Linked DNA regions of Homo sapiens: regions 1 and 2 are each linked to region 3. The links are chromatin loops, found by intact Hi-C in ENCODE. Cell type or tissue: B cell. All regions are shown on one strand. Links, peaks and the distances in the headings refer to the core of each region. The heading gives the core; the rest is flanking DNA. Region 1 has its middle 75 kb from the start of LINC00700. Region 2 overlaps ADARB2 (adenosine deaminase RNA specific B2 (inactive)). Region 3 overlaps ADARB2 (adenosine deaminase RNA specific B2 (inactive)).

Region 1 (10,677 bases), core at 1,243-9,242, 520 kb before region 3:
GACAGAAGGCGTCAGGACAAGACAAGGAGCACCAGGTGTGGGAGTGCTCCCCGGACAGAAGGCGTCAGGACAAGACAAAGAGCACCGGGTGTGGGAGTGCTCCCCCGACAGAAGGCATCAGGGCAAGACAAGGAGCACTGAGTGTGGGAGGGCTCCTGAGACAGAAGTCATCAAGACAAGGAGCACCGGGTGTGGGAATGCTCCTGGGACAGAAGGTGTCAGGGCAAGGCAAGGAGCACCAGGTGTGGGAGGGCTCCCGAGACAGAAGGCGTCAGGGCAAGGCAAGGAGCACTGAGTGTGGGAGTGCTCCCCCGACGGAAGGCGTCAGGCATAAGAACAGAATCACGGGCCAGGTGCAGTGGCTCACGCCTGTAATCCCAACACTTTGGGAGGCAGAGGCAGGCAGATCACGAGGTCAGGAGTTCGAGACCAGCCTGGCCAACATGGTGAAACGCCATCTCTACTAAAAATACAAAAATTAGCCAGGCATGGTGGCACATGCCTGTAGTCCCACCTACTTGGGAGGCTGAGGCAGGAGAATCGCCTGAACCTGGGAGACGGAGGTTGTGGTGAGCCAAGATCATACCACTGCACTCTAGCCTGGGTGACAGAGTGAGACTCCATCACACACACACAAAAATAAAATAAAATAAATAAATAAACCAACAGAATCATGTTGTTCTGTGGTGACTGAGACGAAGAGAGAGTTTTGTAAGCTGCTTGGCGAGGGGACTTCTGAATAAAAGGGGGGACCTGCAGGGAGCAAAGGGAGAAAAAGAGTAAATTATATGGCTAAAAACCACAGAAGTGGAGTTAAGCCCTTGTTTAGAAGGATCCCCTAACTTTCCCCTGGTCTCTTCCCTAGAGATATGATGTCTGTGGGATTGGCCATGCAGCCACTGGAAGCTGTAGTTTGGATGGTGGCTGTAGAGACCCTTGCAGAAAGGGCACAGACACAGGTTGACTCTGGCTGGGTTCACGCGTCACGTGCCTGAAATCTCCACCTTCTATGTCCTGACTACAGCCGCAGAATCCCCAGCCCCATTCCTCGGGAGACCACTAGGTTATCTTCACACGTAATGGGAAAACGGTGTGAGGTTTACCTAAGACAACAACAACAAAAACCTGGAATAAAGAAAAAAATTCTGCCTTTTGAAAACATGCTTTACCATCTCGTCACACAAATACTTTACCCATAAATTATGGATATTGTTTTTCCTACACTCTCTTCACACAAGATGTATGAACATTTTAGAGCTATGTTAAAATGTGTTTGGATTTCCCAGGAAAAGTATGATTATTTACTTTTTCTCGTCTAGTAATGTCTTCAATTTGTCAGTAGCACATAGAGCAGCCAAGAAGAGGTACTTAAGTGTGTCAGCAAAGCAGAGTACATTTACACCCATTTAAAAACCGTTCGAGATACTAGCTCATGAAACAAAAGCAGCAGCAGGATTAAAGAATTAATTAAACTTTACAAATAGAGCTCCAAGTAGATGTGGAATGGCTGTGAGCATGAAAAACAGTATCTTCAGTACTCACTGGTTTCTAAGAAAAGTGAATTAACTACTTGAAGTGAAGAAGAAGGAATAATCTTGAAATGCGTGAAGAACAAAGAACTACGAGCTCTAAAAAGAAATGGGTAATTGCTACCGTGAGGTACTACACATGTTTGAATATACAACACAAACGTAATTGCTACATACAGTCAACATTGGAGTAATTTGGTGAAATGAAGGCTATTTAACTAGAAAAATGGATACCAGAAATTTTATTGAGAATGTTTTCATATAATTGGGATACCTGTGACCTAAATCTAACAAGGAATATTTTGCATAGTTTTAATGAGGTTATGGAGTAGAATCACAATAATAGATCACTTTAGAAACAGACTTTAAGGAAATGATTTATTGGTATATAAGTCTATGCTTAAACAACCATGGAAGAAGGGAACTCAGAACATACTTCCTGTTGGTATTAGAGTTCGTGGGGTGGGCATGCTGGGTTTCACCTGTGGCTGAGAGGTCATCACTTCCTGTTGGTATTAGAGTTCGTGGGATGTGCATGCTGGGTTTCACCTATGGCTGAGAGGTCATCACTTCCTGTTGGTATTAGAGTTCGTGGGGTGGGCATGCTGGGTTTCACCTATGGCTGAGAGGTCATCACTTCCTGTTGGTATTAGAGTTCATGGGGCGCGCATGCTGGGTTTCACCTATGGCTGAGAGGTCATCTTGAGAACGATTTCATGAACAACATCCTTTGGCTCCTCCTGGGAGGTGTTCTAATTGTCTTTGCTTTACGTATCTGTTAAGGAAGACACAATGAAAACAATGTCCCCCTCATCTCTCCCTGGAGGTATGATGTCAGCAGAGTTGGCTCTGCAGCCTTCGCAAGTTTTAGTTTGGATCAGCAAGTTGGAGATTAGAGACATAACTTTACACCAGGTCAGGCTAGCACAAATTGATAGAGCAACCACTCATAAAGGGATGGAAAAAAATCACCTAATTCCCATCAGAGTTGACCTACATTATGTAGTTTTATTTAATGTCCTCTAGTTACTTGATTTAATTCATGCAATGCAATTATTTGATATTGCTATCCAACCTAATATACCAAACATATTGACAACAACATTTTTCTGGTATTTTTTCCGCTAGGCTTAATGCTAACAAGCTGTTGCCCCTGTGTGAGTGCCAAGATGAGCCCAGCAATGGGACCCCCTGCTTAGGGAGGACCCTGGGTTACCAGCTTGTTCTGGAGTCCCACGGGAGAGCACCCCGCTATTGACCACTCAGTTCTCACACCACTTGTCTGTATTTGAACTACTTTGAAACCTTTATATAGAGAGTATGTCATGGCATTCTTTGGTTTTCTTGTGCACCCCAAAGAGGGCATATTTTACATATTTGTTTCACCTCTGTTCTTTTCTCAGCTTCCCAAGACAATTAGGTTACCACTCACGGTACTAAGTCACTTTTTTAATAATACTGATTCAAAGTCTTAGACAACAGTCGTATGCAATGAAATACTTTTCTTAAACTATAAATTACAAAAAAGTAGTGTCGTACCTTAATAACAGCAAGAAAAATAAAAGCTCAGCATGGTACACACAGAAGTCATGTGGGGCCTATCAGATGCTGATTCTCCATGGGTTAAGGCTCACTGTTTCCTGCATCTGACTTGGGGTTTGGATGAGGACCCCAAAGCCTCACCCAAGCTCTCTCCCACACGTTTAATCACATTACTATCTGATTCCCACCAAAAAATAAAAATAGAATTCAGATTTGGGCCATCACTGATGTTCAGAGCAATAAATGCATGCCTGATGGTCAGGAACAGAGCCCTTCCAAGTGCAGCTTGCAGTAAAGGATTGCTTGCAGAAAATTCTAAAGGGATTAGGTGTCTCAACTGGTTCTGATGCAACATCATGCCCTGGAGATTCCAGGGGAATGGGAGATTCTCTGTATAATATATAACTGACAGCATGGGCCAGTCCTCCTTGAGTGCAAAGTGAGTTGTGTATATATGCGCTTGCTTTGTTTTCATCTTTTAACTCTTTAGGGCTTAGCTCTGGGTTTCTCTTGGAATGAATATAAATAGAAGACAGAGCCACCCACCTCCGCCTGACTTAAAAAGTGGCTTCCCGATTGCCTCAGTGAAGAGATAAATAAAGATAAATCCTGGACTTGATGATGATGATGTGGCGGGAACATTAGGGACCGGTGTGAGGACTCAGAGAATATGAATTGGTGGACTTCACGTTTTCCCTGAGAATGGCGGCTACAGTGGGGAGGCAGCCAGGCCCATCCAGCAAGGATATTCATGGAAGTCAATTCTGAATATAATCCCAGAAAATGACTGGACTTTAATCAAATTGAAAGAAACTCAGGAAAAGTAATATTTGAAATATTAACATAATTGAAAACATAAAACAACATGTTCACACCCATTAGCTGGTGAAGCTTGAGACACTCTGCTTATATCCCAAATATTGGTTGACTAATATTTGATGTCATCTTTAAGCTAGAACAAAACAAGTCCTAGAAAGAGTAGAACCAAGTTCTAGAATATTGACTGAAGCCAGAACTGTCCCTGTCCATCTTGTTTTGCATTTCTTTCCACCTTTCTGTGGAAATTATGATATTAATCTCCACCTTCGTTAAACTTGGGGGAGTTCAATGATACTGAGTGTCCCCAGCTTTCCCTGAGGCAGTAGTTTGACCATGTGTTATTTTTGGTGACATAATGGCCGTGTTAATGACACGTGTGGAAAAGCCATTGGTCAGCAGGCAGGAGTCGTCAGCACCTCCAAGACGCACTGCTGCATAAGGCAGTGAATAAATATTTAATGAGACCCTTTTCCATTAAAAAATAATGGATTACACTCAACTCTAAAGATCAACTTGAATTACTTCAGCAAAAGCCATCCACATTAGTCACGAGAGAAATGGACTCCTCATCAGTGGTATAATAAACTTACGGTATTTGGAGATGAACATCTTTGTGACTTTGAGTCTGCTCATCTCCTGCTATTCAGAAGGCTCAGCTGAAAACGGAACTTTTCCCATGAGGCCTCCTCCTCCCCAGAGCCCATGTCCCGGGGAGAACTCGGAAAATCAACACGATGGGCCCCTGGAGGGGGTCTGAGTGGACGATGTTGGGATGATCTTAACTATGCTTTGGTTAGTTGCTCATCACCTCTGATTAAATAAAATAAAGTTTTCCTACATCCTGTTTTGCCACAGGCACGGGTACAGAGCAAACCTAAGCTGGTGTTGACCATAAATAGCATAAGCTGCCTCCATGCACTGCTAATGGGACCGTTGACTGAATTCTTTGGAGCCTGGGAAGCTCTGGAGGCCGAGGCAGCACTCACCATCGGGGCCTGGGCCTGCGTGGGGTGCCTACGTCCGAAGGTTCTAACTTTATGCGGATACATCCAACCTTAAGGATCTGCCATGGGTGTCTTCTTGTTGGGGGAGGCATCTTGCCTCCTCTCTTGCACTCTCCAATCTCTGTGATCTAAAGGACACATCCTCCGTGGAGCCCTTCTGTCAACTGAACATTAATGCTACAGAGAAAGTGTTCACTGCTGGCCAAAAGGAACCATTAGGACTGGATGGGAAGAAAAGCTTGGCCTTCCTTATTTTTAGGCCTAAAGTCATAGTCATAAGGATCGTCATTCACTTATCAATCTCAGTTTGCCTCCCCTCATTTTCTCTGCGTGAAAGATGTTACTCTGGGGTTGGGGAGGAGAGCAGGCAGAAGCTGGTGACGCGGAAGCCCTGGGAGAAACCGAGGAAAGCGCTGGGCGAGTCTCTCACCACGCTTTGTGCCTGTATTCCTACTGCGTTTACCAGCTACCTTTCCGCTCTTTGCAGAAGTGGCCATTTCACTTCAGAAGTGCATTTCAGGTTTTTCGGCTCCGCCACCGAGAGACATTTATTTATGTTGCCGTCGGCCCTTTTATGATGTGTGCTAGCACCTGGCAGGTGCTCGGCCTTCCGGAGGACGCGATGTTATGCTCCGATGTTACTCACTGCTATGACGGCTTTCATCAAGTGGGCGGTGGGGCTGACGCGAATATTTTTGAGGAAATGATTACTTCGAAGGTCTGTGCCTGAATCCTTCCCGTGGAGGGGGAAGAGAGGCTCACAGGAGTGGGTGTTATGATGGGGCCCTGAGTGTGCTGTGCACCCTGTGTTGTAAAGTAGACACCACAGGAAAAAAATTAACTGGGCGAGAAACAGAAGGGGATTCAAGATTCAAATGCATACTTTCAGTTCTGTCCTCATTTGTATTGCTTTAAGCCGAAACATTAGATTTGTGTCATAAATGTACTAATAAAAATATACCTGAATGCAGAAAGCAAAAATATGCCTGAATTCCAGAAGACTGGAATATGACTTGCAATTTTCTGAACTTACCAGTAAGCTTAGGGTTCCAAAACTGACAATACAATGGCTGTAGGATTGGCTTTAAAATGATCTAGTGATGTAACTTCGAACTCAATCCCTTACGAAGCCAGTTTTCTCCAGGTTCTTTGGGAAATGCCTGAACGGATTCAACATTCTAACAAAATAATTTGGGTTCATTGTGCAATTTACTTTCTAAGGAATGACTCTCAAAGCAAAATATTAGTATGAAGTTTATAAAAAATGAAGCTGTTCCTTTCTGCGGTTTTCCTGGAAGCAGGCCTCACTCGCAGAAAATGACAGCATTCTCTGTGGCATTGATATTTACTGCCTCTGTGTTCCAGGTCACGTGGGGGTTTCCTGCCATCTGCCCACATAACTTGGTACCACTCCCTTCGTTAATTTCATTTTTCAGTTACCCAGTTTTATAAACAACTGTTTCCTGCTTGGGCCTCGATTGTCATACATGAGAAGACGAAGCCAACAGTGTAACGTATCATGATGCTGAGCCCCACAAACAAGGATTTGTATTTTCTTGAATAAAAATGAACAAAATTATTACCCAAAGAATAATTTAAAATTGTAGATATTCAACCGAGTTTTTCTATTTCAAATTTTCCCTGTACCATGTATACTCACTGAGTTTTGGAAGAATAAAAATGAAAAATAATAAAACTGTCAAATATGTTTGACAGTTTTATTATTTTTCATTTTTATTTCAAAAACTCAGTGAGTATAAATAGTATACAAATATGTTTATGTGACATGTTAAACAGAACAATAAGAAATAAAACTAATTATAGAATTAACATTTCAAACAGATTTAAAAATTTTTAGGAATTCAGGTGATTTTATTAAATCACCATTTCATGTGTGTGTTTCTATGGAATCTGCATTGAATAAGTTAGGCAGTAATGATTATAATGGAATGCTATCAAGTTATTCTTTTAAGTATCACATTGTACTCACTGTAGACATTGGGTCAAAATGCAGAAGATTGTCTGAGTTTAGTTTTGTTTTTAGGCATTTAATCAATTTATCAATCCTATGTTGGTCATTAAATTATATGACTCTCAAACCACCAATTAAAAAAAGAAGATTGTTAGCTATATGAGGAGCTTGTTCACAGACACAATGATCAATAATGGATTCAAATGACTTAAATTTTTTGGAAAGCCATAATAATCTCAGGCTATTAATAGAAGAGCTCAAATGCAAAATGTGATGGGGCCCAACTCTGCTTCCCCTCCTTCTATCCAGGGGTTTCTGCTTGTATCATGTGTACCCTCATGATCCTGCAACAGATTTACCCTCTCTTTTCATCACTTATTTGTGTAGTATATACAATCTGTAGTCATAGACAAATGCAGTTATTATTTTTTATTATTATTTTTTGAGACAAGGGCTCACTCTGTTGCCCAGGCTAGAGTGCAGTGGTGTTGTCTTGGCTCACTGCAGCCTCACCCTCCCCATGCTCAGGTGATCCTCCCACCTCAGCCTCCCGAGTAGCTGGGACCACTGGTGTGTGCCACCATGCCTGGCTCATTTTTGTATTTTTTTGTAGAGATGGGGTCTTGCTATGTTGCCCAGGCTAGTCTTGGACTTCTGGGCTCAAGAGATCTGCCCACCTCAGCCTCCCAAAGTGCTGGGATTACAGGTGTGACCCACCACACCCTGCCAAATGCAATAATTTTATCAGGTGCTTTGGTATTCGTCTTGATTTTTCAGGGTCTAAATTTTGTTGCTTATCGTTGCTGTGTGTTTTGAATAACCACCTTCTTCATGTCAGCGGATCCAGCCTATCCCATGATGACACATGGAGGTGGGGCCCATGAACACAGGAGGGGCTCCTCAAAGCAAAGACTATTCATTTAAAAAATAAGTACGGGGCAGACTTAGTGGCCCATGCTTTATAATCCCAGCACTTCGGGAGACTAAAGTGGATGGATCATTTGAGTCCACGAATTTGAGACCAGCCTGGACAGCATGGTGAAACCCCATCTCTACTAAAAGTATATATATGTACAAAAATAAAATAAGTTTTAGAAAAGGGCACATGGGTCCTGGGAAGTTAGAATCCTTACTTCTGTGTTTCTTCTTCACACATATCTGTTCTAACGGCTGCACCCCTATTGTGTCATTACCACCCTGACGAGTTCAAGTTATCATAATAGATACACAAAGATTATTTTACCTGTATTAATATTTGAATAAATAAATATGCATTTATGGGGCAAATTCAGATACTGTTTGCTTACAACACAAATATTTGACATGACTAGGAAATAAAACATTAAAGGCAATATATTCTAAATAGAAGACGATAATTATCATCTCTCTCTCTCTACACACACACGTACATGCGCACACACACACGTACATGTGCGCGCGCACACACACACACACACACACACATGAAAAAACAAGAAGAATAAAAAAGAACATCCATGGGCACTGCTGGAGTTCTGCCCTGGGGGGATTTCCGTTGTCCGTTGTCCTTTGGGGACACCTCACAGGGGCTTGGTGCTGCCAGCATCCACTCCTGTGTGCTGCCTGCATGCCGTGCAGAACCATCTGTAACTCAGGCCCAGGTCTTCTCTTCCTCTGTCAACGGATCCTAGGGATCTCCCCATGAGGCCACAGGTGCAGGTTTGGGGAAAGAAGGCAGTGAGGCTGCAGTGGGGCCCATGGGCTCTTAGGCCACTGCCTCGTGTGACTTACTTGTGTCTCCAGGACCTGCTCAGCACTGGTCACGCTCTGTTGCTTCTGTTTGAGGATGGAGGGTAGCTGTGCACCCCCAGTGTTGTAGAGTGGTGGGTCAGCGTCCCCAGCTTATGCTGGGCAGCTCAGGTCACACAGCAAGTAGGTGGTCCATGGTCAGGTGGCCAGCTTCTATTAAAACCCAGTAACAGGACAACACTGAGCTTTCTCTCAACAGGAGAGTAGTCATCTGGGATGATGGCAAGGCCTTCCTCCAAAATCCTAAAGGCCTTCACTACAATTCAGCAAAGGCCCCATGCAGCATCCCTCTCTGCCACAGACACTTCAGGCTCCGTTGGGTCTGCTGGATCACATGGCCTAAGCAGCAGATCAAGCAGCACATCAGCTTGCACGAAGCTGGATTTGCTACAGACTTTCTGATTGTTCTGGGCCCCAGAACGTACACACACATGCACACACACACACACACACACACACACACGAAGAGAGGTCTAGGGAGACAAAGTCCTTCCTTCCCAGGAGAGCTCAGTCTGCACTCAAGAACTGCAGCTATTTAGAGAAGGACACATTGTGAAGAATAATCTGCTTTGCTTGAAGTCCATGGATGCAAGTGTCAATCATATCACAAAATGTCTTCAAGGCCACGTCTAGACTGTTGTTGGACCAAATGGCTGGACACCATAGCTCAGCCCAGTTGACATATAAAATTAGCTGTCACACAAATCTAATTCAGAAATGCCAAAATTGGCCAGGCACAGTGGTTCATGCCTATAATCCCAGCACTTTGAGAGGCCAAGGTAGGCGGATCACTTGAGCTCTGGAGTTTGAGAGCAGCCTGGGCCATCTCTACAAAAAAGAAAAAAAAAATTGGAAATGGCTGTAGTCCATGCCTGTAGTCCCAGCTACATGGGAGGCTGAGGTGGGAGGATCACTTGAACCCAAGAGGTCGAGGCTTCACTGAACCATGATTGCACCACTGCACTCCCGCCTGGGCAACAGAGTGGGACCCTGTCTCAAAAATAAAGAAAGAAAGAAATGTAAAAATTAAGAGCAATGCATCAAATCCAGCTTAGAATTACTGTAGCGATGCAATGATGATTCAAGCTAAAAAATGATTTTGTTACATTTCAATTAACAAACTAGAAATAAAATGACATAGTCATATCTTTAGATCAATAGATGCAGAGAAGAAAATGAGACCCAAGTGGCATAGTCTAGTCTCTTCTGCCGTATTTCAGCTGACCCACAAGCAGGTGCTGGAGCGCCTGAGGCCCGTCCAGCCTCAACCGCTGACCCTCCGCCTGGCACGCTGGGTAAGCTCTCATTCTCTCAAGTCACTGGGCTTCAGTGTGGCTCCCTGTGCAGCACTATTTTAGCAGTAAATGATGGACACGTGGTGCTGTACGGAAAGAAGGGTCTCTTCACCTCTGACACAAAACGTAACAGAAAAGTAAGTAACAGGTTGTCTTTAAATCTACCTGTGGAAGTTAATAAAGTTAACAAAATAAAATATGTCCATGACATCAGCGTAGGTACAATTTATAAAGAGAAGCCAAGGCATTAAGCATTTCCATTTATCAAAAGACAGTATTAAGAAAGTCAAATGTCAAGCCATAGCCTAGAAGATTTTTCAACACTTAGAATCAACAATGAATAGCATTCAAAATAGACAAAGTATTTTTACAGAGCAATACAAAGATAAATAACCCATTATAATTTAGGGGAAATTCATAAAGAGTACTGCACAAAAGACTGTTTTCAAGTGGTCAGTAAGTGTATATAAAAGTACTCAAACACACTATCCCTCAAAAAATGCAAATTAAATCTGCAGAGACATAACCAGCACACACCTGCCTCAGTGGATGAAAATGTAAGAACTGTAATATTAAACGTTGCCTGGAGATAAGTGCAGTGAAAGTTTCCTACTCACAAGAACACACAGCACTTACACGGTGAAAGATCACAAGAATACCCAGCACTCACACACTGAAAGATGCTTTAATCTGGAAAAAAGGGAGATGCATTTTTCAGCTGCATACAT
Region 2 (10,677 bases), core at 1,095-9,094, 220 kb before region 3:
GCCTGGTTGTGTGTGAAAGGGTTCGAGATAAATCCTGCTTTGAAGAGACTGTTACTATGGAAGATGAATTATTTTAGGAAGCAAAGGGGAAAGTGCAGCACAGATACAGTGTAAACTTCATGTAATCACCTGCAGAAGTTCAGAAGCCAGAGAAATGTTACACTTCAGAAAAAAGAAAACAGAAGCTTTTTAAAACTATAAAAATGTGTTTTCAGTTTCCTAAACTTTCTGCTAACATGTCTATGTGGCTTTAAACTGCAGTCTTCTTGGATTTCCCTAAATTATCCCTCTCAGAGAAGACATGTATCCACTCAATTAGAATTTATCACACCAGTTTAATGGCATTTCAGGCTCATAAACTGGAGCCTCCAGTTCGAGATATACCCTAAATTTAAAAATTGTATATATAATACATACACACATACATATATAGACACACCACACATACACACACATACACATATACACACATGCATATATACACATATACACACATGCATACACACACACATATACACATGCATACACATATATACACACACCACACATACACAACATATACACACATACATATATACACATATGCATGCACATACATGCATATACACACATATATGCACACATACACACATGTATACACACATACACATATATACTCATATACCCCCACACATATATATCCACACACATATAAATACATATCCCCACACAGACATATATACACACACTATACACACACATACATGCAGATATATATATACACATGTATACTCACATAAACACACATGCATGCATATATGCAGGCATATATATACACATGTATATACACAAGTATACACACGTACATATACACATATTTAAATGTATATACACAGGTATACACATATGTATACACATATATGCACACACATGTATGCACATGTATACGCATACATATATAGACACACGTGTGCACACACACATATATACATGCACACATATATGCACACACACTTTTTTTTCATAAGGAGCCAATGGTAGAAGAAATCACAGCTAACAGAAAATAGTGACTCATGCAATCCTGCAATTGTCTATGTTTCTACAAAGAACTCTAAAGCACTTTCTTCTTTCTAACGTTCCTGGAAAAAGACTTTGAAGTGAAAGAGCCTCAGAGTACTGACTTATCTTGGGGAGGGTCTCTGCAGTAATGCATCTTTTTAAATTATGCCTCCAGAGCAGCAGGCACTGTAATGAATAACACTGGCAGTGAGGACGGAACTCGTGCGAGTGTTGGTGGCAACACGGCACACAGTTTTCTCCTTTGGATTTTATCCTCCCAAAAATGGTGGGGCCTTTCCATTTTTACACTGGCCTCCCTCACTGACAGCCACCTTATTTCTAGGATCCAGAGGAACTCTTGCATGCTGGTCGCAGGCACGCAGGCACTGGCAAGACTGCACCAAGGGTGCATGCTCAGTTGCTGGTGTCTTGTGGTGAGCACACAGCAATCACACTCAGTGTATCTCCAGGGTCTTTGCTGAGTTCATCAGCACCTCAAATAGCACATCACACACCCCCTCCCACATGTGAAAACAAATGAACAAAAAGGGAGAGAGTTGTCTGAGCTATAGCAAAATGGTGAAGAGCAGAGAATTTAGGACTAGAAGGGACTGTTGCAAGTTCGGATTTGAGTCCAGAGCCCTGCTCTCATCTTGATGGAAAGACTGGCATTTTGCTGCCAGTGGGGTCAACCTGACTGTCTTCTGTGACTGCATTGGCAGCAGTGTGAGTTCACCGTGCAGCCACGCCCACCAGCGGCTAAAGCCGCTGCCCTTCCCAATAGTCATCAAGACCCACACACCATTAGTTTTTCTTTCAATGTCTGATTTGCTCTCTTCCTATTCAATGAGACCACTGTTCATTGTTTGTGGATTCAAAGGATGCCAAGAACATGCAGAGAGAGAGAGCCCAGGCTAGAAAATAGTCCCTCAAGATGCACATGGTCTGGGTGTGCATGGGGGCTTGAGCTTTCATGCCATTTTGCTGCTTGACAAAGCCCAGCATGGCTAAGATGGCAGCAGTAAAGGGAACTGTCACGAGCTAGGCTGGACCCCAGGACACATCGTTTTCAGAGCACTTGGGCCATGTGGATAGACCTGGGTGTGTCCTAATGGAAATCCCTCAGGGGTTTTAAGCTGCCCCTAACTCACCTGTGTGCACCTTGTAGAGTCCACATGGGGATCTTCCCTCTGGGAGCCTTTCCTGGACCTCTCTGCATCAGACTGGGTGCCATCCTCATGTGTCCCTGGGACACGTCTCCTAACACCACTCTGGTTGTGATTTGTCATTATCTGTTTCATGTCTGCAGGATGGTGAGCTCCACCAGGCAGGGACAGACAGCACCTCACAGCGCACCTTCCCTGTGCTGGAATGACTGATTGAGTTTATGAATGAATAAACCTGATAAATGAAGAAGAATGACGGATGAAAAAGGGATGTCTTGAGCAAAAGAAGAGATCCCAAGCATTGGAGTATAGGCGTTAAAGTGAACTCCAGGAGGAGAGGCAGAGGGGGCAGCTCAACATTGCAGAGTTTCGTGATGGAGATGAGGTGTAGATGGCAGGGAGGTGGGAGGCAGTCAAGTGCCAGGGATGGACTCAGAGCTGGGTTAGATGTGACAGAGTCTCCAACCGGTCTGAGGAGTGCTTAGATGTACGTTTAAATACACTGACGGTGTGAGTTTTGGTTTTGTGTGACTGAGGCATCCTTAGACCAGGTGAGGAAGCTGTCACAATCAGAGTTGGACTTTAAGTGGATGCTGCTTCTTGCAAACTTCAAGAAGTCAAGTTAGAGGCTTTATGTGGAAGTAACAAAGTGGTTGCATCCCCCTTACTTCTGCTAGGCAATGGCACTGCAGGGGCAGTGGGAGTTCCATAGCTGTGCAGGCTCCAGGTCGATGGGCTGGCATGCATCTCTACCCTGGTCCATCTAACCTCCCAGTAGGGACATATAGAATCAGTCTTTTTGGATTCTGCCACACCTAAGGCTTTAGAGCCCATCCAGTGGGCTGTACCATAGCCATGCATGCGTAAGCAATGCAACAATGAGCATGGAGCGAATCGTGCTATTGGCTAATCTGACTGAAGCGTCTTAAGTGCTCAGAACCTTGGTCCCTGTGTCATCCCACATCGCCTGCAAAGGGGGCCAGATCCCCTGCCAGAATCCCAGGACCCACTGATTCTCCTCTCTGACACCAGTTTTCCATGCGTTGGCATTTTTGCAAAATAACATTCCTTTTATATACACTGACCACATAAACACCCTCCTTAGCCAAACGCTGGCATTCTACAGTCTACCTTGACCTCTTTTTTGTGTGTTTGTATAGGCGTGACACGCACTCTTAAAACTGCTTGCGAAAATTAGTGTGACAAAGTCACACTGGAAGAGCCCCTAGCCATCACTATTTGAGAGTGAAATCTCGAGTCATAAATTTAAACATTAACAAAACAAAGTGAAAATCCAGAACCTCAAGAAGAGGAATTCAGTGCCAATGCAATCTCTCATTCGGTCAGAAAAGTCATTTGAAAGGCTTCCCACCCTCCTTACAAGTGTGAGAGGCATCAGCAGCAGGAGACTCCATGGAGCCTTTCTTGTACAGACAAGAAAAATTGCTTGTGCTCCGCCAGCATCATTGACTGTCCACTCCGCGTAGGCGCCTGGCAGGACAAGACAAAGCTCATGTGACAGCAATGGGAACAGCCTGCACATTTCTCTGTCACCACCGATGATAACCTGTGTCACCACCAGCATGTGCACGTTTTGCTTTTTTAAAGAACATTTGAGAATTCCCCTCTCCTTTGTCCTTCTCCTTCTCCCTGCTCCCCCGACCGAGCTTGGATAGCAAAGGGAGGTGACAGATGTAGGCAGCTAAAAATAGTTTGTTTTGCATGTAACATACAAGCAAGTGAATAATTTTCTTCTGTAAGAAAGACGCCCGGGGACAGGGGGAGCTTGGTGGCAATGGCAGCTCGGGGACATTGATGGAGTGCTGTTCCCAGCGCAGTAAATCAGTAGTGGCGTAGCTTGGCACACTCGCAAATGCGGCTGCAGCCTGGAGGAAGAAAATACAAAAGCCCTGGAGGAATACTTCCTGCATTTAAAAATTATCCTTGAGCTCTTTGTGGTTGACAGAGGGAATTTGATCATTTATCCTCAGCTCGTGTAAATGGCATAATGAATGCCCCATCTCCCCGCATTAGCTGCTTCCACTCCTGCCTTTGAGATAACCTGGAGTTTTATTTACCTTGGGCCGAGTGGGGCCGGGAGACAGCCGTGTGGGCTGCGTGCGATTCGGTAATGAAGCTCTCCATGAGGAAGCCTGGGGAGAGGAGATCACACCGCCCTACTTTCACATTACTGACCTAATGTAGCATCCACTTTTCTAGGGACCAGCCTAATCCACCAGGCACCTTGTCACTGTCACTCCGCAGGCTCCAATCATTCTCAGGATTGGAATTAGAGATCTGGGATTGGGTTTCTGCAGAGACAGCAAATTAGCCCCAATGCCTCTGTACAGAAAAAAAAGAAAAAAACTTGATTTTGGAGCTGCATGCGGAGGCTGGAAGGGACCTTTGTGGTCATGAAGCCCAGGCACCCTAAGGGATAGGGAACCAGGAGCTGTCCGTGGTTCTGACGCGCTTCGCAGCAGGACTTGAGTTCTTCCTGGCCTCTCCCAGGTCATGGCAGCTCCCTCTTCCACCTTATTCACTCACTTCCCCATACTGGTGAAGCTGACGTCACTGTTGCTTTTGTTTTTTGGGGGATGAAATCATGAAGTAACCCTAGCCCCCCACCATCAGCCACCCTCCAGGTGACCCTGACCTAAGAGTGGCCTCTAGCCCTCCAGTCTGGGAAAATGTAACACGTCAAGTGTAACTGGAAGTTGCCTCATCTGGTATGAAAGTGAGTGCGGGGAAAAATGAGTCATTCACCTTCCATCTGCAGGTGGCTAAGTTTATAGGTGCAGAGACTTTGTACTGAAAACGCTGCAAAAGGGAAATTCCAGCCCTTTCATGTAAAACATCATTAACACCCTTTAGGCAGAAATCTGTTTTTTCTGTGTTTGATGGCATGTCTTATTTAATGTAGCACCGTAAATAGGGAAGGCAGAGTAGAGTCCATTAGAGATGAGTTTTAAATTCCAGTTTTGCTGCTCACCAGTCCCATGGCCTTTGGGTGTCTGTGCCTCAGTTTCCCCAGGTGTAAAGTGGAGATGTGTGCCTACCTCCTGTTTATTAGTTGCATTACCTGAATAAACACCCAGGCCTCTTGGCCCTGCGCTTGCACACAGTGGGAATCCGTTCATGCTGATGTCATTGCTAATTAGGAGGGGGCCGCGGGGTGGAGGTTTCCTAGACTTAGAGGGGTCAGTGTGCAGGCCGTCTGCCTCTCCCGCTTCACCCAGAACATACCTGCCTGCAGTTCACAGCCAAGGGGCGAGTGTGTGTGAGTGTGAGTGTGGATGTGTGTCTGAATACTGAGTGTGAGTGGGTGTGTGAGTGAGGGAGTGTGAGTGTGTGTGCATGTGAGTGTGGATGTGAGTTTGTGGGTAAATGTGTGAGTGTGAGTGTGTGAGTGTGTGAGTGTCTATGGTGAGATGGCCTTGAGCTAATTCGCTATTTTGAAAGCCCTGTGGTGAGTGATACTTATTGGTAGCAGGTCAACTCTAGTAGCTCCTTCTTTATCTTGCTTTTATTTTATATAAATTATACCAATGTGGTGGTTTTTTCTGATCAAATGATCTGATTGGCTATAATATGTTATTTGAGCCATAACAACTGGGAAATACTTAATTGTAATAAATACTGACATAAATTTTCCAAAACGTGCATGTGGCTGCCTCTGCTGTTGACGATGTTTACTAATACTTAACTCATCCCAGGAAGATAGGGGAACTGAAGTGCCTGCATCCCTTTCTGCAGGGCCAAGTTCACGGGTTTCAGGAAGATTTGAAGTTAAAGGATTTGGGTGGATTGTTCATTCAACAAGTAATCATTGAGCACCGACAATGTGGCAAGCAATGCTTTGAGTATTTTTGATATAAGGTAGCCAAAATCCGTGTGCTTTTGAAGTTTATGACCTCACACAAGTTCTGGTTTTGATTTCTGAGCTTTTGGGTCAAATTTTCAAAAGAAGTCATTAATGGCACAAATACACAGAATGAGACTTTTTGGTCTAAAAAATAAAAAGAAATCATAATAAATGTCAAATATTTGCACTGAGGTAAAATGTAAATTAGTTATAACAGGAACACTTTTTTTTTTAAATGGAGTCTCGCTCTGTAGCCCAGGCTGGAGTGCAGTGGCACCATCTCGGCTCACTTCAACCTCCAGCTCCTGGTTTCAAGTGATTCTCCTGCCTCAGCCTCCCAGGTAGCTGGGATTACAGGCGCCCGCCACCACACCTGACTAATTTTTGTATTTTTAGTAGAGACAGGGTTTCATCGTGTTGGCCAGGCTGGTCTCAAACTCCTGACCTCAGGTGATCCACCCACCTTGGCCTCCTAAAGTGCTGGGATGACAGGTGTGAGCCGCCACGCCCAGCCAGGAACACATTTTTTAAAAAAGATTTATAAGGAAATAATCTTAACGGACTAACTTGGAAAGCAGAACGCTAGCAGATGCTGGTAAGACGTGCAGATGGAGGAGGGGCCAGAGTCTCCCAGCCACACTCTCGCAGCAAAGACGCAGTGAAACAGGTGCTCCCTAAGACCTTAAAGAATCAGCTTTCTGCTGCTCTTTTAACTACAGATGAGTTTCTGGCTAAAACCCCAGTAGCTTCTGTGTTCTAGAAATAAATACAGACCTTTTATTTCCTTCAAAAAATGCTGTGGTTTAAACAACAGCCTATGTGGTTTTTAGACCTGATATTGGGTTGTTCACATCATTTGTTTTTATGAAATTATAATAAAGCAGCTGACTTCAGTTATGATAGGTCAGCACGTGGCAGGTCAAAGTGGAAACACACCACTTCGTGCTGTTGCTTTGATTGGAGCTTATCAGCTTTTAGACCCTTTTGGAGCTAATCCATGCTTTGTCAATGCTAGATTCAGATTTAAATGCCCAGAGACTTTTTATTGAATTATTTTATATCGGGTGCTAAATAATATAATGAGATCCACCCTTGGTAACACATGGTGTTCATATCCATTACAGATATTTTTAATATATATTTGTAGTTTATGAAAATGTTTTTTAGATTTAGCTAACCTTTCCTTTTAGCAAAGATAACTAAGAATGAAGACAAAACAATGAATACTTTTTCGCTAGAATCTAAGCTTTTCATGGGTTCACTGACGTTAGCTAAGAGTGAATTTCGGATCTTGCAATTGTAGCCAAGTGAGACCACAGGGCAGCTTTGTCCAGCCGGGATGCGTTACATTCACCTCACCATCTCACCCTAAGCTTTCTTCTTATATCCTTTACTTTCTGTTACTAAAATTCACCATTTACCATTGGTCTCCTTTTGAGACGTCTATCTTCTCACTAATATATTTTTCAAATGATATACAAAACAAACAAAATACTTCATAGTTTAATAGTGTTTCAGAAGATTGTCCATAAAAATATTTATAGTGTATAGACATTTATGTGTGTGCATGTTTTTGTGTCTGTGTGTGTGTTTTTGTGTGTGTGTGTGTCTCCCAGGCAACAACAGGATTCACCTACGTAGTTTGTTATCTGGAAAATGCTTAAGATGTTCAGCTTAACTTGTGGGTTTAGTTTAGAGCATCCGCCATTTTTATGATTTCTGTCTCAATTGTGTTTTCCTCATATTTTATGTCAAAATGTAAATGGGCCCCTGGAGCCCCTCTAATGGCAGCAAACTGCAAGCTCTGACACTTGCTTTTAACCTGCTTTAAAAAAGGTAGAATTAGTTCTGTTTATTTGTCACTTTCTTTCAACAACACTAGTGATTCTCATACTGGACAGGAACCATGATATCTACCCCTCCCTCCCTAGTGTGTCCCTATTAAAGAAGCAGGCGTTCAGAAGGAGAGCTTGAACTCAACCCCTTCCACTTAAGGAGTAAGACTATAATTGTCCAAGGAAAACGAGACTTCTAAACTGAATTTTACAACGGTACAATCTCTAACAAACTGGCTAAGGATGGAGTAAATTTCCTTGGGAGAAACAGAAAAACACCCTCAGGAGATAGTGAGTTCCCCATCACTAGAGGTATGTAAGTATAGCCGCCATGCTCCCTCATCGATGGCATCCAGTGTTTACGGGCTGTGGGATTAAAACACACTTCAGATCTTCCCGCCAACACCCCATTAAGGCCTGAAGTTTTTTTCTGAGTGGTTCCACAAAGAACCACTGTGCCTGTTAGAAGGGCAGGTCATGGCTTTGCGGCTTGGCCTGAGCCCTCTTCATGTTTTTGTTTGTTTGTTTGTTTGTTTGTTTTGTTTTGCTTTGTTTTGTTTTGTTTGAGACAGAGGAGTCTCACTCTGTCATCCAGGCTGGAGTGCAGTGGCATGATCTCCGCTCGCTGCAACCTCCGCCTCCTGGGTTCAAGTGATTCCCCTGCCTCAGCCTCCTGAGTAGCTGGGACTACAGGCGCCCGCCACCACACCCAGCTAATTTTTTGTATTTTAGTAGAGACAGGTTTCACCATGTTGGTCAGGATGGTCTCGAACTCCTGACCTCATGATCTTCTCGCCTTGGCCTCCCAAAGTGCTGGGATGACAGGCGTGAGCCACTGCGCCCGGCCCTCTTTGTGTTTTATAAGAACGGGAAGTCATGTTGGAGCCCAAAGCTTTCTTAGGGTAAGGATCAGCTGTGATCATCAGGCTGCTCGTGAATGGTCTGGTACTGTGGGCCAGCCAGGGAGAAACACCCAGATAAAGCTCACCCAGTTCCAAAGCTGGTGGCGTTTCTTGGTCTTCTCTGATTCCAAGACCCTGGGACATTCCTGAAGGCTCTGGGGACTTCTCTTCCAGGGCCACATGACTGACCACAGAGCAGGCTCTAAGCCCTGCTCTAGGAAGAACCATGCAGTCAGCCTCCTGGATGCGGTCAACCTCCTGGATGCGGTCAGCCTCCTGGATGCGGTCAGCTTCCTGGATGCAGTCAGCCTCCTGGCTCAGTTCCAGGACAGGCTTGGCAGGCAGCAGGAGAGCACTCATGCCCATGGGACCATGGCCCTCCCATTCTCCTGAAGTGCTCCAGCTTTAGGAGATGGCCACAGCATGTCTGCTCCCTGCTGTTTCCACCCTGACTGCACAAACACTTGTACCATGATGAGGGTATGGCCCTGATGATCTCAAACCAAGACACTCGCCAAGACGGCTTCTTCCCCACTGGAAGTCCGTGTGAGTGCAGGCAAGGCAGCCTCTCCACCTCCTTTAAGAAAAAGACCTGTGTGACTTGTGTCACCTGCATGGAGGGAGCACGGATGAGAAGTATGTGAGCCCCCGACACACCATTTTAAGCAAATAGAAGATGAGTGATGAGTGGTGATTTTGCCTTTTCTCCCAGCTCGTCGGGTCCAGCTGTGTCATCTCGCAGACATGGAGAGGACTGGCTGCAGTGGGAACCACCATTTATTAGATGAGCAACCTTACAAAAAAAACACTTAATCCTAAATCTCATTCTACTCACCTGGAAAATGATGGTGATAAAATTATCTGCCTCATCGGCTTGTTGTAAGAAACTGTGTAATGCACACGAGGCTCAGAGAACGATGTCTGGCTAGCAGTCAGCACTCAATAAAGGTTCACCTGAAATATGTATCCTTCGCTATAATTGGCCTGACCAAAAAAAAAAACCTCATGAAAGTGGAACAATAGACCAAAGCTTTATAAGGTCTCAATTGAGTCAAACTGTTTAAGAAAGCTTGCCTTGAGCTACATGCATTATGGCTTTTATAAATGCCATTTCTGTATTAATGCTAAGAGATATATGTGACATCAAGTTAGTCAAATATATGTACTTTTAGCATTTAAATTAACTTCTTGTCCCAAACTCTAAATGGGGAAATATGTCATCTTTTTTCAACAATCAAAGCTCATTGTTAATTCACGAGTTAATGACATTTTGAGACTACTTCCATATATTGAAGTGTAATATCTGCATCTGTCCTCCATCTCTCCTGGAATGATTAAAAGTTGCTTCATTTATATTGGGTATTGAATGTGACAGGGTAATTCAGGAAATACAGAGGCAACTAATGAGAGCTAGAAAAGGAACTTTCATTATTGCCAAGTTTCCTCCATGTGGAAAACAGCCTGGAGCATCTCCTCCCAGCCACCCAAGACCCATTTTCCCCCAAACCTCTCTTTTCTGTCTTCTGGTGGAAGCAGCTCCAACTGTTCATTCTCACATAAAAATATTGGCGGTTTCTTTCAATGCCAGACAAAGAACTTTTCCATTTTAATTTCTACTTTTCCATTCAGCACCCCTGATACTAGTGTCTGTAGGGAAATCGCAGAAGTGGCGTTAGGAGGCAGCCCGGAGCAGTAGGAGGTTTGCTTTGCTCATAAACAGGAGCCACGCAGACACATTAACTTGGTGACGAGGCAAATTATTGCGAGCGATTAATACATCATCGTATGAAACTGCAGTTTAAGAGTGGCAACACATTTAAGTTATTGATATTTTATAGGGATGGGATAGAAATCTAATCAGAAGAATCATA
Region 3 (10,677 bases), core at 1,730-9,729:
ATGTCTTCATGGCAATTAAAATAGATCCAGCTCAATCTCCATCATGCAGTTCAGGCTACAAACTAACCTGCTGACAAGGAAGAGAAGTCAGAGAAAGGCAAGGACTGAAGGGTTACTGAGCCAGGAGCACAGCTGGTTTTTATGGGTTGGCAACTTGAGAGGCTGTAGATGGAAGGTTCTGCTTAGATCCAACCATCTTCTACAAGATCTAAGCGGAGTGAGCGAGCCCAGGCTCCCACACCGCGGTGCTCCACAGAGACCTGCCCAGTGACAGAGGACTGGGAGTATGCAAGCAAATCCCTGGAATCCTGGACAGCAACACATTCAGTATAAAAGATTAGATACTTCAGGTATTGCTTGAAGGATACAAACTTGAATTGATTCAATCAAAGCAACATTTGTTGAGCATCTATTGTGTTCTAGGACAAAGCATAGTCTCTATGCTCCGGGAAGATTAAAATGGATTCAGGGAAACAAAAACCCAAATAAATGAATGCCATTCAGCGTAAAGTATCCTGAGAAACAGGTGGTATATAGGGCAGGAGAACCATGACCAGATCACAGCATTTGATCAGGAAATCAAATGCAGTAGCACAATGAAATCTCAATTCTTGTTCCTGAAACCGTAGTCCAATTACAGGATAATGCTTGTTACCTTTGACCAGAAAGACTTAAAATACCATGGAGCAAAACAGAGGCTCCAGGCTCATTGAATTCTGACCACCCCCTTCTCTTGCTTTTCCAGCTGTAACAAGGCTTCCACGCACGCACCCCAGGACGTGCGTTAGAAGAGACTCACTCTTCTGTTACGGTGATTAGCTTTTTTTCATGCAGCTGATAAATGCTTTTGGAGACCTTAGGTTGAAATTTCATCTTTACAAAAAAATCACAATTGATGTTACTTAGAACAGCTGGTGGTTTCCACCACTTACTCCCCAGTGGCCACAGTTCCAATTTGTGGCTAGCCTTGTCTTCAAACATCTCGGGGCAACCAAAATGCGACAGGATGACAGATCGTCCTCTCAATGGACACTGACAAACAAATTAGTGCAAAGATGCTTTCCGCAGCAGAGCAGATGTGTTGAGTTCCATCACATGGAACAAGCAATGAGAAGCTGTCCATGCCCCATCTGTGCCTTTTACTTTTTATTTATCTCTCTCTTTTTTTTTTGCAAACTCCTGATGCACCATCATGACACACAAAGCACCAAGCTTCCGTGGGCACTAAATGACCACTTTAGGGGCATTGTCCTAAACTTTCTTAGGACATAATCCAGGAAATCAGACCACTCAGCAATAGAACTGTCCGGTGGTAAACGGAAGTCATTTGTAAATATCCGCGAGAATCCACACTTTGCCACGAGTCATTAAACACGAGGAAGAGGCCTCAGAGCATGCCATCTCGCGTGGTTTTTGGAGCCACGGCTCTGACATGGTTCTCACAGGGGTGTTCAGCCTTTCTTCTTGCTCTCACACAGGCCCACAGAGCATCCATTAGGCCAGGAGGTAGTTAGGTGTGTAGCCCTAAACGCTTCTTACTCCCAGAGCCACAGGAAAAACATTCATATCCTCTTATCCTTCCTCAGATCAATCAGCAAAGTCTTTGCAGACCTACTACATACATAATGGACCTACTGCATACATAGTGGACCTACTGCATACATAGTGGTCCCACTGTATACGTAGTAGACCCACTGCATATGTGTTGGACCTTCTGCATACACAGTGGACCTACTGCATACATAGTGGTCCCACTGCATACATAGTAGACCTACTGCATATGTGTTGGACCTACTGCATACATAGTAGACCTACTGCATACATAATGGTCATACTGCATACATAGTGGTCCTACTGCATACATAGTGGATCTACTGCATACATGGTGGACCTACTGCATACACAGTGATCTTACTGCATACATAGTGGACCTACTGCATACATAGTGGTCTTACTGCATACATAGTGGTCCTGCTGCATACGTAGTGGATTTACTGTATACATAGTGATCTTACTGCATGCATAGTGGACCTACTGCATACACAGTGGTCTTACTGCATACATAGTGGACCTACTGCATACACAGTGATCTTACTGCATACATAGTGGACCTACTGCATACACAGTGGTCTTACTGCATACATAGTGGACCTACTGCATACACAGTGATCTTACTGCATACATAGTGGACCTACTGCATACACAGTGATCTTACTGCATACATAGTGGACCTACTGCATACACAGTGGCATGGAACTCACTAGGCCCTAGGAAGGTAGCAAAGACAACTAGGCCTAGGAAGAGTAGTCCCTGCCTCCCCTAGAACCTTTGAGTCCCCCTAGCACCATGAACACGCAGCAGCCACACTGCCAGGACCAAGCAGTGCTGGGCAAGGTGGCTGCAGGCTCAAGGCCGGGTGCTCAGGAGCCAGGAGGCCGGAGGGGTTTCTAGGAGGCTTGCAGAATCCCTCAGTGAGAACAGGGGAGTTGAGCTGAGTTTTAAGGAATAAACAGGACTCAGATTAGAGGGGAAAAGAAGGACAGTGATTTCAGGAAGGGAGGGGGCCAAGGGTGTAAGCAATGGCGTGAAGCTGGGACAAGGGCCCGGGCCAGGACTCCAGCTTAGCGAGGGCTGGGAAGGCGGTGGCAAAGGTGGGAGCTGAGCTGGAACCCAATGGCCATGGCCACCTGTGGAGACTCGGGGACTCGGAGCAGAGAGACTGCTGGCCAAGGGTCCCCTTCAGTGATGTAAGCTCCAGGAGAAATGCACAAGGCAAATACCTCTCTGAGTCTCCATAAAATGGGAACACAGGCTCACAGAACATCTAGCTGCAGGGCTCTCGGCCATAAGAACCAGACAGGTGGGTGCCACTGCTCCCAGGATCCAAGCCATTGTTTCTAGGGAGACTCGGTGGGCTCCATCTGCAAAATGGAGTGGAGAGTGATGGGGTAGACCCCAGGCGGAGTTTGCGTGTGGCCATAGGAGGTACGCTAATGCCCTTCATACCTGGGTGCCGCAGGCCGAAAGCCCAGTGGATCCTTACAGTCTGCACAGTGTATACAGCCTATGCTTGGTGACACATTGACAGATGGGTGGTCATTGTTACAGCAATTTATCAGAATTCACTGGTCAGCCTTACCCAAATAACTGAGGCACTGTGTCAATTTTGCACAGATGTGTAGGTATCCATGGTTTCCAGAGTAGATGGCTCCCAGGTAAGGGACATGTGACCTGCAGGCTGGGGTCACCAAGGCCATTGTGACCTACGGGCTCCTCTCCCTGCCCCAAGACCAGTGCCGTCAGCTCAGCCACAGGGCACTGCCTCTCACTGTGCCTTCCCCTCTGGTGGAGTGTCCAGGTGGGTTGAGGTCCACCTGTGCCCTCACCTGCAGCCCCGGTCTCCAAAGCGTGAGCCGCTGGTCTGGCCTGAAAGTGTTGACAGTGCCTCCCTCTCACTCCCGAGTCCTTATTCCACCCTCGGACAGCTGTCTCTGTAAATAAATTTACCGAATCAGAGCACTGAAAACTCCTGACCTTATATTAAGTCTTCCAGGATTTATCAGAAAAGCATAAAGCTGTGAAATATCCTATGTGGCCTCATGGATTCCATATATTTTGAATCTTTCCTTTGATGTACCTTGACGTCCCCGTTCTATTCCTCTTGCCAACCTTGGCTTAAAAACTCGTGGAAGTTAAGAGCCAAGTCTGTTGCCAGGGATATGTCCATGGCTTTGATGGGGGATGTTGCCCATTGTTGGGCCTTTTGGTGGGGGCTTCCCTAACTCACAGCAGCTTTCAGATGCAGGCACCTCAAGCCTGCCACTCTGCCACTAGAGTAGGTACCTGGGGCTGCTTCTCCTCTGTATTCTCTTCAAATAACCTGAGATGGAAATAGCACATGCAATGGGTACATAGCTCTTCCTCAGCAGACCCATCAAGGAACAAATACAATCATCCAAAATGTGCTTCCTTCTCCCTGTTTCAGTCTAGGAGCTCTCCGAGTGTTCTAACTGGATTTAGATTAGACCACCTCCCTGTCAACATGTTCCCTGCCCTGGGGTTCACTTTAGGAGGCAATGGGGTGAATCTTACAATGGAAAGGACAAAACAAACAGTCAACACTAACAGCGTGGACTCTCCTGACTTCCACAACAGCAGCCCCATCTGAGCATCGTGAGTCTTAACTCTCAGCATGTGCATTTTATAAAGGCAGGATTTTTGTCCACTTTGTTCACTGCTATAGTCCCAGGGCCCAGGATAGTGTCTGGCCCACAGTAGGTATGAATAAACATTTATTCAATGTGAATAAGACTCTGTAATGAAAGAGAATCTAGAGAAGAATAAGTTCAAATTGCTCCCTGACCCCCAACCTCCCACTGCTTTTAGGAGTAAGCCCATTGTTACCCAAAAAGATTTAGTGACTTCTGTGAAATCGCAAGAAGCCAGCCTGGAACCTGACCCTGAGACACTGAGACCCTTTAATCTCCTCACAGCTGAGCGTGGGTGGGGTTAGGTCCTGCAGATCCTGACCAGCCACCTGTCCCACAAACCAAGCAGCAGACAAACACTATGGAACCGACGGGCAGGTGCACAGGCTGTGCTTTGACTGTAACGCTCCAGTGCAGAGGGCCCCTTTGGTCCGGGTTAATCAAGGCAGGTCTGAAGGAGCCCCCGCCCTCCTCCAGCCGGTGCCCCCACCATCCTGGGGACCTGACTCACATCAGTGCTCTGATCAGAGGTGAAGGGCGGGAGAGCTTCGAGCTCCCCCTGGAGGCGAGTGTTGCACAAACACACTAGATGGAGAGCAGTGGAGGTGTAACACCACCCTGTGAGAGCAGAGAGAGGAAGGAGAACCGAGCGGCGCAGGGCAGGCAGGAACATTTCGCTTTCATTGGGAAGTGTCCGTCTTCTCTACTTGCCGGTTTGCTCCGGGGTGTGTGCAATGCAAGCTCCTTTGGAAGCATGCCTTACAAGACATAGCACTGCTTCTTTCAGGACGGGGCTCTAATTTGTGGCTAGCCCTGGGCGGGCGTTAATCAATGTGGTCCTCGAGAATTACATCTTCTCCTGCTTCTGTGCCCTGGGTGCAGAGCCTGTGTTCTCAGCGGCAGGCAGCGGCTCCCTCTCTGTCAGCGCTGTGCTCACTCGCTCTCTGTTTCTCAGCCGAGCTATTTCCTTTCCTCTGCCTTTTTTTTTTTTTTTTTTCCCTCTTTCTGGAAGATGAGGACCTGCCATCATTTATCAAGGATTTGATTCTTCATCATGAAAAACCATGGTCCTGAGTCCAGCTTCTATTTGGTAGATAGAGACAGATCAGCTTCAACTCTAAATTTTATAAACCTCTTATAATAAAATCCCTCGGATGTGAATGTGCTGTCTCAATAATTAGATGAATACAGCCAACCACTGGTTACCAGCATGATGAAGGATCTGATCATATTATTTTCCGTGGCTGCGCTGGCCTGACAATCCCCCACCACATATCTGTCTGTGCTACTCTTTGTCAGCCTTACACGTAGCTGTCCATGTAAAAATACTTACAAAGTAACTGCTCAAACATGAAAATCACAAGGCAAGAGCTCATTAAACAAAGAAACGGCATGAGCTGTGCTGTGTAGTAGATTAGAACTTTAAATATTTCCTGCTAGCAGGTAAGTTATGAGGCCTTTAAATATGTATTATTATTCACATTTAATCATGCACCGAATGTTCCTGCTTAATTGCTAAATGTTTTCTCTTGTGCTTAAATTTCATGCCACAGATTATTAAAAATTGACTTTACAATATTTATTTTACTTATCTTCTCAAGCCAGACTGGGCATAGCTGATAGATTTGGTAAATTATTAATTTTTAAAGGCAATTTGTGCTACATTTTACACTCGGATGATGTCCAGAGAGACTCTGATTTCTAGTCCAAAACTTACAGAACTGAATCACTTTGATTCATCTTTTATCTAAAGACTCTTAAAACACATATGCAGAGATGTGAGAGCTAACGAATCCCTCCGATGTGATGTGAAAAGCTAACAAGCGCTTAGTTAACATTTAGATTCATGTGATGAAGGAGGAAAACTATCATTTCCAGTAGGTTATCTGAGCAATAACCTTGGACGATATAATTCATTCTGTTATATAACAAGAACTGCTTAGAGACATCATGAGACTTTAATAAAACCCACAAACATCTCTATATCAGGCTTAATTTACTGCAGCACCAACCATCTGGGCTTACCGTCCCTCTGGGTACCGGTTCCGCCCAGTGAGGCTGTGCCCTCCATAAAGTGGCCCGTGGTTTTGCTATAACTCGGTTTACATAGGGGAGCATATGCATGAGCCAAGATAAACTTCTCATATGGATTCTGCTGGATTTTTTTAAAGTGTTTGATAGTAAGTTTCCACTGTCCATACATTAAATTCTAAGCTAAAATTATATATTAAATTGGGAGTAGATTCTTAGACACCAAAAAGATAAAATGATCAATAAAATGAGGTCAGGAGTTCGAGACCAGCCTGATCAACATGGTGAAACCCCATCTCTACTAAAAAAATACAAAAATTAGACGGGCGTGGTGGCGGGTGCCTGTAATCCCAGCTACTTGGGAGGCTGAGGCAGGAGAATCACTTGAACCTGGGAGGTGGAGGTTGCAGTGAGCCAAGATCATGCCATTGTGCTCCAGCCTGGGCAACAAGAACAAAACTCTGTCTCAAAAAGAAAAAAAAGACACATCACTGTACATTTTTGTGTATATTTAGGCTCCTGCTTTAGTTTCATTTTTCTGAAAACCAGTGTTGTCTAAACATCCCTTTTCTTAGCCACACTATGCAACCAAGATCCAGGGTTCCAAGTGAACCCTTTTCTTTCCTCGACCATGCAGCCTACATACCAAAGGGGCGCAGGACACACTTGGCTGGTTTCCGACAGCACGCACAAAACAGAAAAGGGAAATTTTCCAAGACAACTGACAAAAATCAAGACATAGATTTTTTTTTTTCTCAGTTATCCTGCAGAAACTTTGAAAGGCTTGATGTATTTGCTGAACTTTGGAATGCTCACTGAGTTTAAAATCACTATTGTATCAGTGTTGCTCGGCCCAAAACTAGCTAGGGCACTGAGGAGGAAATAGTCTGGATAGTCACATAATAATACGGACTACTCTGGCCAGTCTAGAGCCCTGTGTGAAAGATAATAGCGGAAATAATTTCCTCAAGACACCAGAAGCTTCGGACAACTGCTTTTTACTGCGGGCTGTTTTTCCCCTTGTCAATGCCATTCCAATTATTTTGTTGGTGCGTGGAAGGAAATTAGTTAAGTGACATTTGAGTATCAGAGCTTCTCCTTGGTACCTTGGGCCTCGTCTGCCTCTAGCCAGAACCCACATACAACAAGGCTCCCCCGTGGCGTCTCGGCAGGGGATCTGCCAGAGCAGCCCTGGAGAAAGGAGATGGGACTGCCCGGGACAGAGCAAAGCCACAGGGCAGGTCCCCGCTGCATCTTAAAGCTCGAGGCCTGACCCTGAGCCCACCGTCTTTCCCGGGAACTCCAGGGGTGCTCATAGCCGACTTGAAATTCTAAGGAGACACTTCCCCACACCAGGACTAGGCTGCTTGGTTTCTGTGGACACTTTAACAAAACACCATAACTAACACGATGAAGTTGATCCTAGATGGGCGACTCCCTTTGGTTTACGGAAACGTCCCTCCACCGACAGAGGAGGTGCAATTGTGAACCTCCTTGCCTGGGCCGTCTGCTCCAAAGTCAAGTCTCCCCAGACATCTCAGCAAAGGATGTGGAGTGACCTTCATCGGCTTTTAAATGTACTGCAAGGGGCTTATTCTTTAAAACTTCTAAACATTGTGATCTGTAAACAAATATGCAGATCTCTGTCCGCCATTTTCCCCATGCACCCTGGCGTCTGCTCTTCCTGCCTAAACTTTGAGGTGCCTTGGGGCCCACAGCGCGTGGCCTCAACGCACATGGCTGCCACTTGCCATGCAGGCATCTACTGTGAGCCCTGGAGGGGCAGCCATGGCACACCCTAAGAAGCACGCAGAGCCCAGGCCAGGCAGGGCGCTGAGTCCAGAGGAGTGAGGCCCACCCCAGGAGGTGCAACGCCGGCCCATAGCACAGGAGTGAAGAGTGGGGAGGCAAAAACCACCCAGCCACCAATACAGAACCCAGACAAAAGAGAGCACAGACTCCTGTCCATGTGTCAGGCAAACGGTGCAAACTCCACACCTGCCTGTTTTGATGTGATTTTAGGAATATCACTTACTCCACTGTGTTCGTTCACGTGTAAAATAGGAATGATAATAAAATCCATCCTTCCACAACCCTTCATCCTTCTTTTGAGTCAGTAAGATAATTAATGCAGGGCAATTAGCAGAGTGCCTTAGAAATCGCTCATCAGATCTCTTCCCGACCCTCTGGGCTGCACTCCCTGGTCATCTACCCTGACCGACTTCCTGACCATCTAGTCTATACTTCCTGACCGACTGTTCTATACTTTCTGACTGTCTGTTCTGCACTTCCTATCTAGTTTGCATATCCTGACCATCTAGTCTATACTTCTTGACTGTCTTGGTCTACACTTCTTGACTGTCTTGGTCTACACTTCTTGACTGTCTTAATCTACACTTCCTGCCCATCTAGTCAACACTTCCTGGCCATCTGGTCTATACTTCCACACCATCTGATCTACACTTCCTGGCCATCTGGTCTATACTTCCTGCCCATCTATTATATCCCACACTTTCTGGCCATCTGATCTATGCTTCCTGACTATCTGGTCTACACTGCAGGCCACCATCCACACAGTTTCTCAAACACTCCTGCAGTAACAACTCCTAAGCCGGGGGGTCTGATGTCTCCACATGGAATGTTTCAGGGGGACCCGTGCTGCACCCACCTCCCTTCTCAGCTGTGGATGGTCATGCCCCAGGCCGACACCTTCTCTCTCCCACATCAGCAAGCTGGGCGCTGCCAATGTGAAAAGGTTGGCTGACCTAATGGGGTTTCACCACGTGACTTACTGGCAGGGATCTGGCTCTCATGGAGACTGAGTGAGTTCATGGGCCCCATTCTCTGGAGTGGAGCACCTGGTTGACTGCCATCATCCCAGACCCCACAAGGGTGGTGATGGAGCCAGGTGCATGGTACGGACCTGTGTGCATCAGGGCAGCCTGGGTGAGAAACTCCAGGGCCCCTGCCTGTGCAGCCTCACAAGGGCCTTTCCTGGATCCCAGCCAGTTACCTGCTCTAGCTCTCCCCACGGCCCATCCACAGGGAGGCTGTGAATCAACAGAGGGAGAGAGACCCACAGGGGCCTGCCAATGGCCAGGCGCTCACTCCTCTGGGCCTCCTGTGCTGACTTTGGACCCCAGAGTAGGTTAGAGGAGGAACCAGCTATAACTGAAGTGCAATAGAATGATTGGCGTCCCCTTAACAAACACCCACAGGCACACTCACCCCAGTTGGGCCTTCATTTAGTTTCATCTCTCAACTTTTGGCAGCATGAGTTGCCCAATAATTCATTTATTCAAAAATATCTTCTATTTGCCAAATCCTGTCTTACATGCAAATGTACATGTGTGTACATATCTGTGTGTGTGTGAATAAGTGTTTATGAATATGAACCGCATATGTTCATGTGATTCACAGACCAGTCCATCTAAGAACCTGCAGGAGGGAAATAAGACAGGCAATCACAAGAAGTAATGTCTACTTAGATCTTCACGGATGGCACAGTGATGTCATGTGTACTGCTTGTTAAGCCCCATGGCGGGTCTTGAGTTTGGTCCTATTGTTATTTCCCATTTATGGAGTGGTCTAGAGATATTCACCCAGTAGGCTGTGATCACACGGCTGGTGAGTGGTAGAATCAGCCTCATATCCAGGCTCTATAATATGACTACCCTAGGAGTTCCATCAATGCTCAGAGAAGAGAGACACTACTGCTTTAGGGGCAATAAATAGGGCTGCATGGAAGAGGTGGCAATTGAGAAAGTGATAATTTTTCACATAAGATGATAATTTTATTTTGACTCTATGATCAATAGAATCAAACAAATAACTTTTCTAATTTAGTTTTAGCCTTAATGTAAATTAAATTATTTTTAATTTTAATAAATAGCTAATCTGCTTCATTATGGCAGTTTTCTTATTTGCATAGAATTGACTTGATGAAATGACTAAGAAATAGCCAATCAAATTATCATTTCATGACACATACTCAAACAAAAAAGTAATTGAAGTCTTAATTAGAGAGAGTCACCCTATTCCCAAATATTTCTTACCATGCGGAAGAGGTGTCGTGTTTATCTGGCCAACTCATGTATCAATCATCCATTCATCCATCCACTCATCAACTCATCTGTCATCCATTCATCCACCATCTATTCATCCACTCATCTATGCATCTCTCCATATACCCTTTCTTATATCCACCCATCTATCCATGATCCACCCATCCATCCCACCATCCATCCATCCATCCATTTCACCATTTATCTGCCCATTCTATCGTCATATACCCACCCAGCCATCCAGCATCTAACCACTCATGTACCCTTGTACCCATCTATCTTCCCATCCATCCACCCATCCACCCATCCATCCACCATCTGTTCACCCACCCATCTATACATATACCCATCCTTATATCCATCCACCATACATC

What was found. Hi-C counts contacts between places; a loop is a spot of excess contacts. Peaks named below come from ENCODE experiments on the same cell type or tissue, not always from the same donor. Only the 100,000 strongest peaks of a DNase experiment are listed, where the experiment ranks them.
Region 1: a loop joins it to region 3, with 3 times the contacts of the local background. A loop is called at or near these places in 1 of 110 quality-filtered maps.
Region 2: it touches region 3 in a loop (13-fold over the local background); 1 of 110 quality-filtered maps calls a loop at or near these places.

What each region holds. Positions count from the first base shown.
Region 1 is chr10:1,934,115-1,944,791 of GRCh38, reverse strand. No RefSeq gene overlaps it. Among named protein-coding and RNA genes, the nearest start is that of LINC00700, 75 kb to the left of the region's middle. RefSeq lists enhancers at 1,557-2,756, 4,868-6,067. In B cell, for the core only: no CTCF peak of the experiment used is centred there; DNase peaks (open chromatin) are centred at 2,231, 5,551 and 6,261; H3K27ac peaks cover 2,609 bases.
Region 2 is chr10:1,637,637-1,648,313 of GRCh38, reverse strand. All of the region lies in intron 1 of ADARB2 (adenosine deaminase RNA specific B2 (inactive)), which reads left to right. Among named protein-coding and RNA genes, the nearest start is that of ADARB2, 95 kb to the left of the region's middle. In B cell, for the core only: no CTCF peak of the experiment used is centred there; a DNase peak (open chromatin) is centred at 4,714; H3K27me3 peaks cover 2,031 bases.
Region 3 is chr10:1,415,141-1,425,817 of GRCh38, reverse strand. All of the region lies in intron 1 of ADARB2 (adenosine deaminase RNA specific B2 (inactive)), which reads left to right. Among named protein-coding and RNA genes, the nearest start is that of ADARB2-AS1, 110 kb to the left of the region's middle. In B cell, for the core only: CTCF peaks have their summits at 4,559 and 4,762 (motif pointing left); a DNase peak (open chromatin) is centred at 4,757; H3K4me3 peaks cover 566 bases; H3K27ac peaks cover 361 bases.